Linked DNA regions of Homo sapiens: region 1 is linked to region 2. The links are chromatin contacts, found by Hi-C in ENCODE. All regions are on one chromosome and are shown on one strand. Each heading gives the region's core, a stretch centred on a gene start or an enhancer-like site at or near the end of the contact. The rest is flanking DNA. Distances are from core to core; before and after follow the strand shown. Region 1 has its middle 28 kb from the start of PTPDC1. Region 2 has its middle 55 kb from the start of BARX1-DT.

Region 1 (4,031 bases), core at 1,195-3,694, 45 kb before region 2:
TCATTCTATTGCCCAGGCTGGAGTGCAGTAGCACAATCTCGGCTCACTGCAACTTCTACCTCCTGGGTTCAAGTGATTCTGCTACCTCAGCCTCCCAAGTAGCTGGGACTACAGGCATGTGCTACCATGCCCAGCTAATTTTTTTTGTATTTTTATAGAGATGGGGTTTTGCCATGTTGGCCAGGCTGGTCTCGAACTCCTGACCTCAGGTGATTTACCCGCCTGGGCCTCCCAAAATGTCCGGGGTTTTTAATAGCTTTTTTGTTTGTTTTTTGAGACAGAGTCTTGCTCTGTCCCCCAGGCAGGAGTACAGTGGCACAATCTCGGCTCACTGCAACTTCCCCCTCCAGGTTCATGCAATTCTCCTGCCTCAGCCCTCCGAGTAGCTGGGATTACAGGTGCATGCCACTACACCCGGTTAATTTTTGTATTTTTTTTTTTTCAGTAGAGATGGGATTTCACCATGTTGGCCAGGCTGGTCTGGAACTCCTGACTTCAAGTGATCCGCCCGCCTCAGCCTCCCAAAGTGTTGGGATTACAGGTGTGAGCCACCGCGCCTGGCCCAATAGCTTTTTTCTTACTGACTAAAGTAATATATATCTTCAACACAGCTTCTTAATCATACTATCATAATCATACTACCTACTTGCTTTTTGAAGATATTTTTCTTCTGAGATCTTTGGATTCCTACTCCAAAGAGAAGTTTGTGCAGATCGGTACTCAACCAAACACCTTGGGCCAGCAAAGCCTTGAGGGCCCTCTGCACCTTCCTGTGCTGCTCTCACATCTCCAGGACCTGACTCTGCAAATTCTAGCCACCTTGGCCACACTGAACTCTGCTCTCTGCACACCTCTGGGAAAGCTCTGTCTTAGTCCCCCTCCCTGCACTGAAGCCTGGAAACTGCCCCCAGGGAGACAGCTGGTGCAAAGGTAAACTCACTGTGTTTGTTTCTCTTCTCTCAGAGATCTAGGTCCTCAGCTGCTTTCTTTCCAAAATCCAAAAGATATTTTATTATATATGTTGTCCAGTTTTCTAGTTGTTTTAGGCAGAAGGGTATTAATAAATATCTAATTTCTCTTATTTCATCTTGGTTGGAAGTGAAAATCCCTTCTGGCCATCTTCAAATAACTCAAACCCAGGGGAACTGTGAAATAGTGCCTAATATGCATTACCTTTGCATAAAAACATTCATTTATAGTCCAACTGTATATAACTGCTGATCAAAAATTATATTTCAAATATGTTAAACTATATTTTAGAATCAGAAATTCTGTGTTTGAGTCTTGACTCTGTTCACTGTCAGCTATATGAACAATTCTGAGCTTCAATTTCTTCTATAAAATGAGGACTATAATATTTACTCTTTTTGGTTGTTGTGAGGATGAAGAAAGGGGTGTGTGTGTGTGTTCCTACCACAACACCTGGCTTTTAAGTATTCAATAAATATTTGTTATCTTACTTTGCAAACCAGTATCCGCAATATCTTTTTGCTTTTTCCCTTCTTAGTCTGTACTCACTTCATTTCCCATCTTTATAAGAATTTGTAAAGGATTCTATTCATACCTCTCCAACACTCCTGTTAATAGTTAGTAATGGGCTGCATGCAGTGGTTCATACCTGTAATCCCAGCACTTTGGGAAGCTGAGGTGGGCAGATCGTTTGAGCCCAGGAGTTCAAAACCAGTTTGGGCAAGATGGCAAAACCCTGTCTCTACAAACAAATTAAAAAAAAAATTAGCCAGGCATGGTAGCACATGTCTGTAGTCCCAGCTACTTGGGAGGCTGAGGTGGGAGGATTACCTGATCCTAGGAGGTTGAGGCTGCAACCTCGGTGAGCTGTAATCGCGTCACTGCACTCTAGCCTCAAAAACAAAAAAGAAACAAAATGTTAGTAATGGCTAAGCTCCTTTGACTTAAAAAACATTATTTTCATTCACAACTGAACTTATATCATATGCCTGGCTGTAGAATCAGGAGAGAAGGGTTTGAATAATAACCCTGTCATTTCACTGCAAAATCGCATATTATTTATTTCTATTTCCTGTTGTCAATGACAGATATTTTTCTCACTCAGTCCTACAGTTTCCTTTTATCCCTAAAAGCACTCAAATGACTCAACTGTTTATAATTAGCCACACACTCACTAATTAGTACTGAATACTTAAAACGTAAGTGCAGGAATGGACTATTACTCATACTGTTAAGAACAGTAGAACACAAAGAATGTCCTACTTCATAAAAGTCATTTCACACAAGAGACTAGGTTCTGAGATGGACTGAAGAATTCTTAGGTCACTACTTTCCTTTCTATTTCTCAGACACATGGTGTTCTGCCAAAATCTACATGTGTATTTTCTGGACAAATTTGTGGGGAACTACATTAAGCAGTGCCTGGGAGGTCAGAAGTGGTATAATCCTTCCCAGACTCTCACAGCACTAGCTCTCTAACTCTGGAATGCACCAGGATTACGCAGGGTGCTTGTGGAAATGAAAATCTGGAGTGCAATAATCTGTATTATCAATTCACACTCTAGGTCATTCTGACGTAAGAGGCCCTCTGCTCACACTTAAATAAATATTGTCAATGTGATTAGATTCTAGACAGCAATCGTAGCAGAAGAATTTGAGGTTGAAAAACTTAAGCTTACGTAGCAAAAAATAGGAGTGGAAGCCCAACTACATGAGTGAACCTATAAAAGCCACATAAATATTTTTATGCTCATTAATAATATAATAATAATAACTAAATCACATAAGCTTACACCATGCCAGGTACTGTTCCAAGTGCTTTATATAATCTTAGCTCATCTAATCCTCAACACACATTACTGAGTACCACTAGTATTCCCATTTGTTTTTAAAATAGACTTTGTTTTTTAGAGCAGTTTTGGGTTTATAACAAAATTGAGCAGAAGGTATAGAGGCTTCCCATATACCCATCCCCTAACAGACTCCCCAACAGAGTGGTAAGTTTGTTATAATCAACTTACGCTGACACATAATTATCACCCAAAGTCCATAGTTAACATTATGTTAACTCTGTGTTGTGCATTCTGTGGGTTTAGAATGCACTCTGTGTTGTGCATTCTGTGGGTTTAGAAAAGGTATAATGATACTTACTATAGTATCATGCAGAGTGATTTCACTGCTCTAAAAATCTTCTGTGCTCCAACTATTAATCTCTCCCTCTCCTTGAAACCCTGGGAACCACTGATTTTTTGTTTTTTTATATACTTTAAGTTCTAGGGTTCATGTGCACAATGTGCAGGTTTGATAGATAGGTATACATGTGCCATGTTGGAACCACTGATCTTTTTACTGTCTCCATGGTTTTGTCTTTTCCAGAATGTCACAGGGTTGGAATCATACAGTAGGTAGCCTTCTCAGATTGATTTCTTTCACTGGACAATGTTCATTTAAGGTTCCTCCATATCTTTTCATAGCTTAATAGCTTGTTTCTTTTTAGCAGTGAATAATATTCCATAGTCTGGATACATCACAGTTTATTTATCCACTCACCTATTGAAGCACATCTTGGTTGCTTCCAAGTTTAAGCAATGATGAACAAAACCGCTATACACATTCATGTGCAGATTTCTGTGTAGACCTAAGTTTTCTGCTCATCTGAGTAAATACCAAGTAGCACAACTGCTGATTATATAGTAAGCATGTATTCAGTTCTGTATATTATTCCTGTTTATAGATGAGGAAACTAAGACAAAGAAAAGTCAAATAATTTGCCTAAAGTTACACAGTTATTAAGCACTAGAACTGGAATTTGAATTCCCACAGTTCAGCTCCAGAGTTTGTGCTGTTAAGGACTACACATATAGTTTCTGAACAATAAAGACCTATTAAATAATAAAATTTACAAAAATAGTTTTAAATATTTAATTGGCTTTTATTCACGATTCATGAACTAGGCAACATAATATTCGCTCTACAAAATAGAATGGAGCTCCACTGTGTGTGGCAGGACAATTGGCTTTTTATAAGGCAGCTGCAGCAGGAACAGGGAAACAGCCCAGTAC
Region 2 (3,840 bases), core at 391-2,890:
TCATCCGTATGTTTGTAATAGTCAAAAATCACAGGTTTAAAGTTGTAAACTATTGTGTAAGCTGACAACAAGAAATTAATCTGTTTCCAATGAAGATCAGAGCCTAAAACAATGGGCTTAAGTAGACAAAAGAAATTTACATTGGATATGGAGGGCAATTCTTGACTAAATGTTATGTGATACTGGCCATGTTACTGAGGCTTCTCTATCCTGGAAAAGTATATCTAGGCAGCAATATTCTCAGATCGTTACGAATCTGAGGGCTTTAAAACCATGGTCCATGCAAGATGAAGATTTAAACCATCTAAAGAACTTTTAAAATATATTTCAGATATTGGAGTTCCAGTTTGACTTCCTTTTAAAAAAGTTCTGTGGAAAATGGATGCAGAGTTTGAAAATAGCTGGATCTAGAGTATCTTTCATACTAGCTATTAGTCAGTAATGTGATTCTAAAACCTAATTTTGTCTTATATTTATCTTATATTTATCCATTTCAGATCTCTCTCCTGTGCTCCAGAACCCTATATTTAACAGTCATTAGACACCTCTACTTCTTATCCCACAGACTTAACCTTCTAAAACTTGATTTAGTCTTTTTCCTCCTAACTGCTCCTAGCCAAGTGAATGTAACCACCACCATTTATCTGTTAGCCCAAACTGGAAACTGGGGAGCCAATTTTGATCTTTTCCTTTGTCTCCATGCTTACCAGCTATCTGTCTTATGGATTCCAACTCCTCAGAACCACTTGGATTAATTAACTAATTAACTCTTCTTCTCCACTTCTGTTACAGTTGCCCTCCCTAGATCCTCAACAGGGTTACTGCACCTGCTCCCTGAGTGATCTCTCTGTCTAGTCTAGACTGCTTCCAATCCATCTTCTATACTGCTCTCCACCAAGTGAGCTTTCTAAATACAAATCTGATCATGGCACTGCCTCTTTAAATGCTTTCATTGTTTCCCACGTCTGTGAAAAGTCCACACTCCTTAGGATGGTGTGCAAAGTGCTTCACCCTCTCTCTCTAGCATCCTTCCTCCCACTCCATTTCCCTTAATTTTTAAACCTAGCTATGCAAACTTCAGGCACTTTGTCAGATGTGCCAGGCCCTCTCTCACTGTTGCCATGCTGCTCTCTTGGCCCAGAATGTCCCTGCTTTCCCTTCCTCATCCTTCATGATTGAACTTAGTTATTAGTTCTTCCATGAAGCCTTCCCTCAACTTCTCTACCCCAGCCTGAGAAAGGTGCTCATACTATGAAAAGGACTGTGTAATTGTATTTTGCAGTTTACAAAGTTCTTTTACATATATAATCATTTAATTCTTGTAAAAGGATAGATTGGGTAGACTTGTATCCATTTTATAGATGACATACAGAATCATTTAATTCTTTTTCAAAGGCTAGATGGGGTAGATTAACATCCACTTTATAGGCAAGGCTGGGGGAATTGACATCCAAGGCCGGGTGACTGATTAGTGACAGAGCTGGGTTATGGTCAGAGACTGTGGCCTCAGTCTTCTGACTTCAAATGCAGTGCCCTTTTTCATCTAGCCTGCTGAAACAGAATCAGAGGAGAAAGCAGAGGGTGTGCCCTCCAGACTGTGGCAGGCTGCCACAGAAACAGAGAAATCATCCTGCCCGCTTCCACCTCCCCCGGTTCACTCTGATCTAGCCTAGCAGGAAATCTTTTCATGTAGCACAGCATTTCAGGCCGAGCAATGCATTTTTAAACTTTGAAAAATGACATTTCCCCTGACATTTCTGGAAGTACTTCCAAAAATGAAAGCCAATTAACCAGCAACTTTGTTGATTAATTCATTACCTAATTAGGGCTGTGAGGACATTTTGAAATAGTCAGATGAAAGAGGTTGGATAAGAGCACTAAGAACAGAAACTTTTCCTGATGTTTCAGGCTCTGTGGCTTGGGGCCTGGGGAAAATTGTATATTCAGGACAGAAAATGAAGGGGAGGACTTTTCTCTGAGAACAGATTTTAGTGGTCTGATTGAGTTGGCAACATGAAAGCCTGTTGGGGCATAAAGACTGAGAAGAACTCACATCTCCCCCCAGATTTGCCCTGTGGGCTAAATTGTGCCCTCTCCCTACCCAATCCATATGGTGAAGACCTAAACCCTTATGGGACTGTATTGGAGTTGGGGCTTTTAGGAGGTAATTAAATGAGGTCATAAGGGTGGAGTCCTAATGTGACAGGATTGATGGCTTTATAAGAAGAGGAAGAGAGAGACTGCTCACTCCCTCTCCTGGCCGGGCCTGGTGGCTCACACCTGTAATCCCAGAACTTTGAGAGGCCAAGGTGGTCGGATCACCTGAGGTCAGGAGTTCGAGACCAGCCTGGCCAAAATGGCAAAATCCCGTCTCTACTAAAAATACAAAAATCAGCTGGGCATGGTGGCGGGCGCCTGTAATCCCAGCTACTCAGGAGGCTGAGGCAGGAGAATCGCTTGAACCCAGGAGGCGGAGGTTGCAGTGAGCCGAGATTGCACCACGGCACTCCAGGCTGGGGTACAGAGTGAGACTCTGTCAAAAAAAAAAAAAAAAAAAAAGAAAAGAAAAGAAGAGGAAGAGAGAGATTGCTCACTCCCTCTCCCATGCACCAAGGAAAGGCCATGTCAGCACATGGTGAGGTGTCCACTGCAAGCCAGGAAGAGAGCCCTTACCAGGAACCCAAGCAGCTGGGCCTTGATCTTCAACTTCCAGACTCCAGAGCTGTGAAAACAATAAATTTCTGTTGTTTAAGCCACCTAGTGCATGGTATTTTGTTACAGTAGTCCAAGCACACTATAATAATTTCTATGACCACCTCAACCCTGGTACACTAAGAACAGATAGCTCAGCATAGGACTCAAATGGAAAAGCTAGACGGATTTCTGCCCACCCTTGCTTTGTGCCCACATTTAGAGGAGAAGACAGAAGGATTTGGTGCCTTCTTTGCTAGTGGGTGTCCTTCTCTTGACTTTTGTTTGTCTTTTTACATTTATTGCATTCAGATAACTAATTATTTATTCCTTAATGTGTCAGGTGCTGTTCTAATTTTTTTTTTTTTTGAGACTGAGTCTTGCTCTGTTGCCCAGGCTAGAGTGCAGTGGTATGATCTCGGCTCACTGCAACCTGGGTCTCCCGCGTTCAAGCGATTCTCCTGCCTCAGCCTTCCGAGTAGCTGGGATTACAGGCACCTGCCATCACGCCCTGATAATTTTTGTATTTTTAGTAGAGACGGGGTTTCACCATGTTGGCCAGGCTGGTCTCAAACTCCTGACCTCAAGTGATCTGCCTGCCTTGGCCTCCCAAAGTGCTGGGATTACAGGTATAAGCCACCGCGCCCGGCCTGTTCTAAACATTTTACACATATAAACTATTCCATTTAGCTTGAAACCTCAATTACAGGGCATGCCTGACACTGATGCTCCTTGTTACATAGTAGACTCGAGGTAACATTGATTTGCTTTGACTGCCAAACATTATTTAGAACACTTATGAGAAGGAGGCCAGGTGCAGTGGCTCACCCCTGTAATAGGAAGCCAAGGCGGGTGTATCACTTGAGGACAGGAGTTTGAGACCAGCCTGGCCAACATGGTGAAACCCTGTCTCTACTAAAAATACAAAAATTAACTGGGCATGGTGGCACACGCCTGTAGTCCCAGCTACTTGGGAGGCTGAGGCAGGAGAATCACTTGAACCCAGGAGGCGGAGGTTGCAGTGAGCTGAGATCGTGCCACTGCACTCCAGCCTGAGCAACAGAGCGAGACTCTGTCAAAAAAAAAAAAAAGGAAAGTCTATTCCATTTACCCGTACTTTTACCCTTTCAATTTTTTACTTTTCCTCCC

What was found. A loop is a pair of places that touch in the nucleus more often than their neighbours do. Pooled maps may share reads with other maps.
Region 1: a loop to region 2 is called in a map of endothelial cell of hepatic sinusoid, with 4 times the contacts of the local background. The contact joins two enhancer-like sites. A Hi-C loop is called at or near these places in 11 of 168 maps with a recorded cell type or tissue (GM23248, HepG2, K562 and 8 more), 1 of 37 single-sample maps with no recorded cell type and 13 of 50 pooled maps.

Annotation. Positions count from the first base shown.
Region 1 is chr9:94,054,949-94,058,979 of GRCh38, reverse strand. It overlaps a transcript of PTPDC1 not described here. Among named protein-coding and RNA genes, the nearest start is that of PTPDC1, 28 kb to the left of the region's middle. Within about 2 kb of position 2,444, at least 4 of the 41 ENCODE cell types and tissues checked have a DNase peak (open chromatin) inside an H3K27ac peak, as active enhancers do.
Region 2 is chr9:94,009,096-94,012,935 of GRCh38, reverse strand. No RefSeq gene overlaps it. Among named protein-coding and RNA genes, the nearest start is that of BARX1-DT, 55 kb to the right of the region's middle. Within about 2 kb of position 1,640, at least 3 of the 41 ENCODE cell types and tissues checked have a DNase peak (open chromatin) inside an H3K27ac peak, as active enhancers do.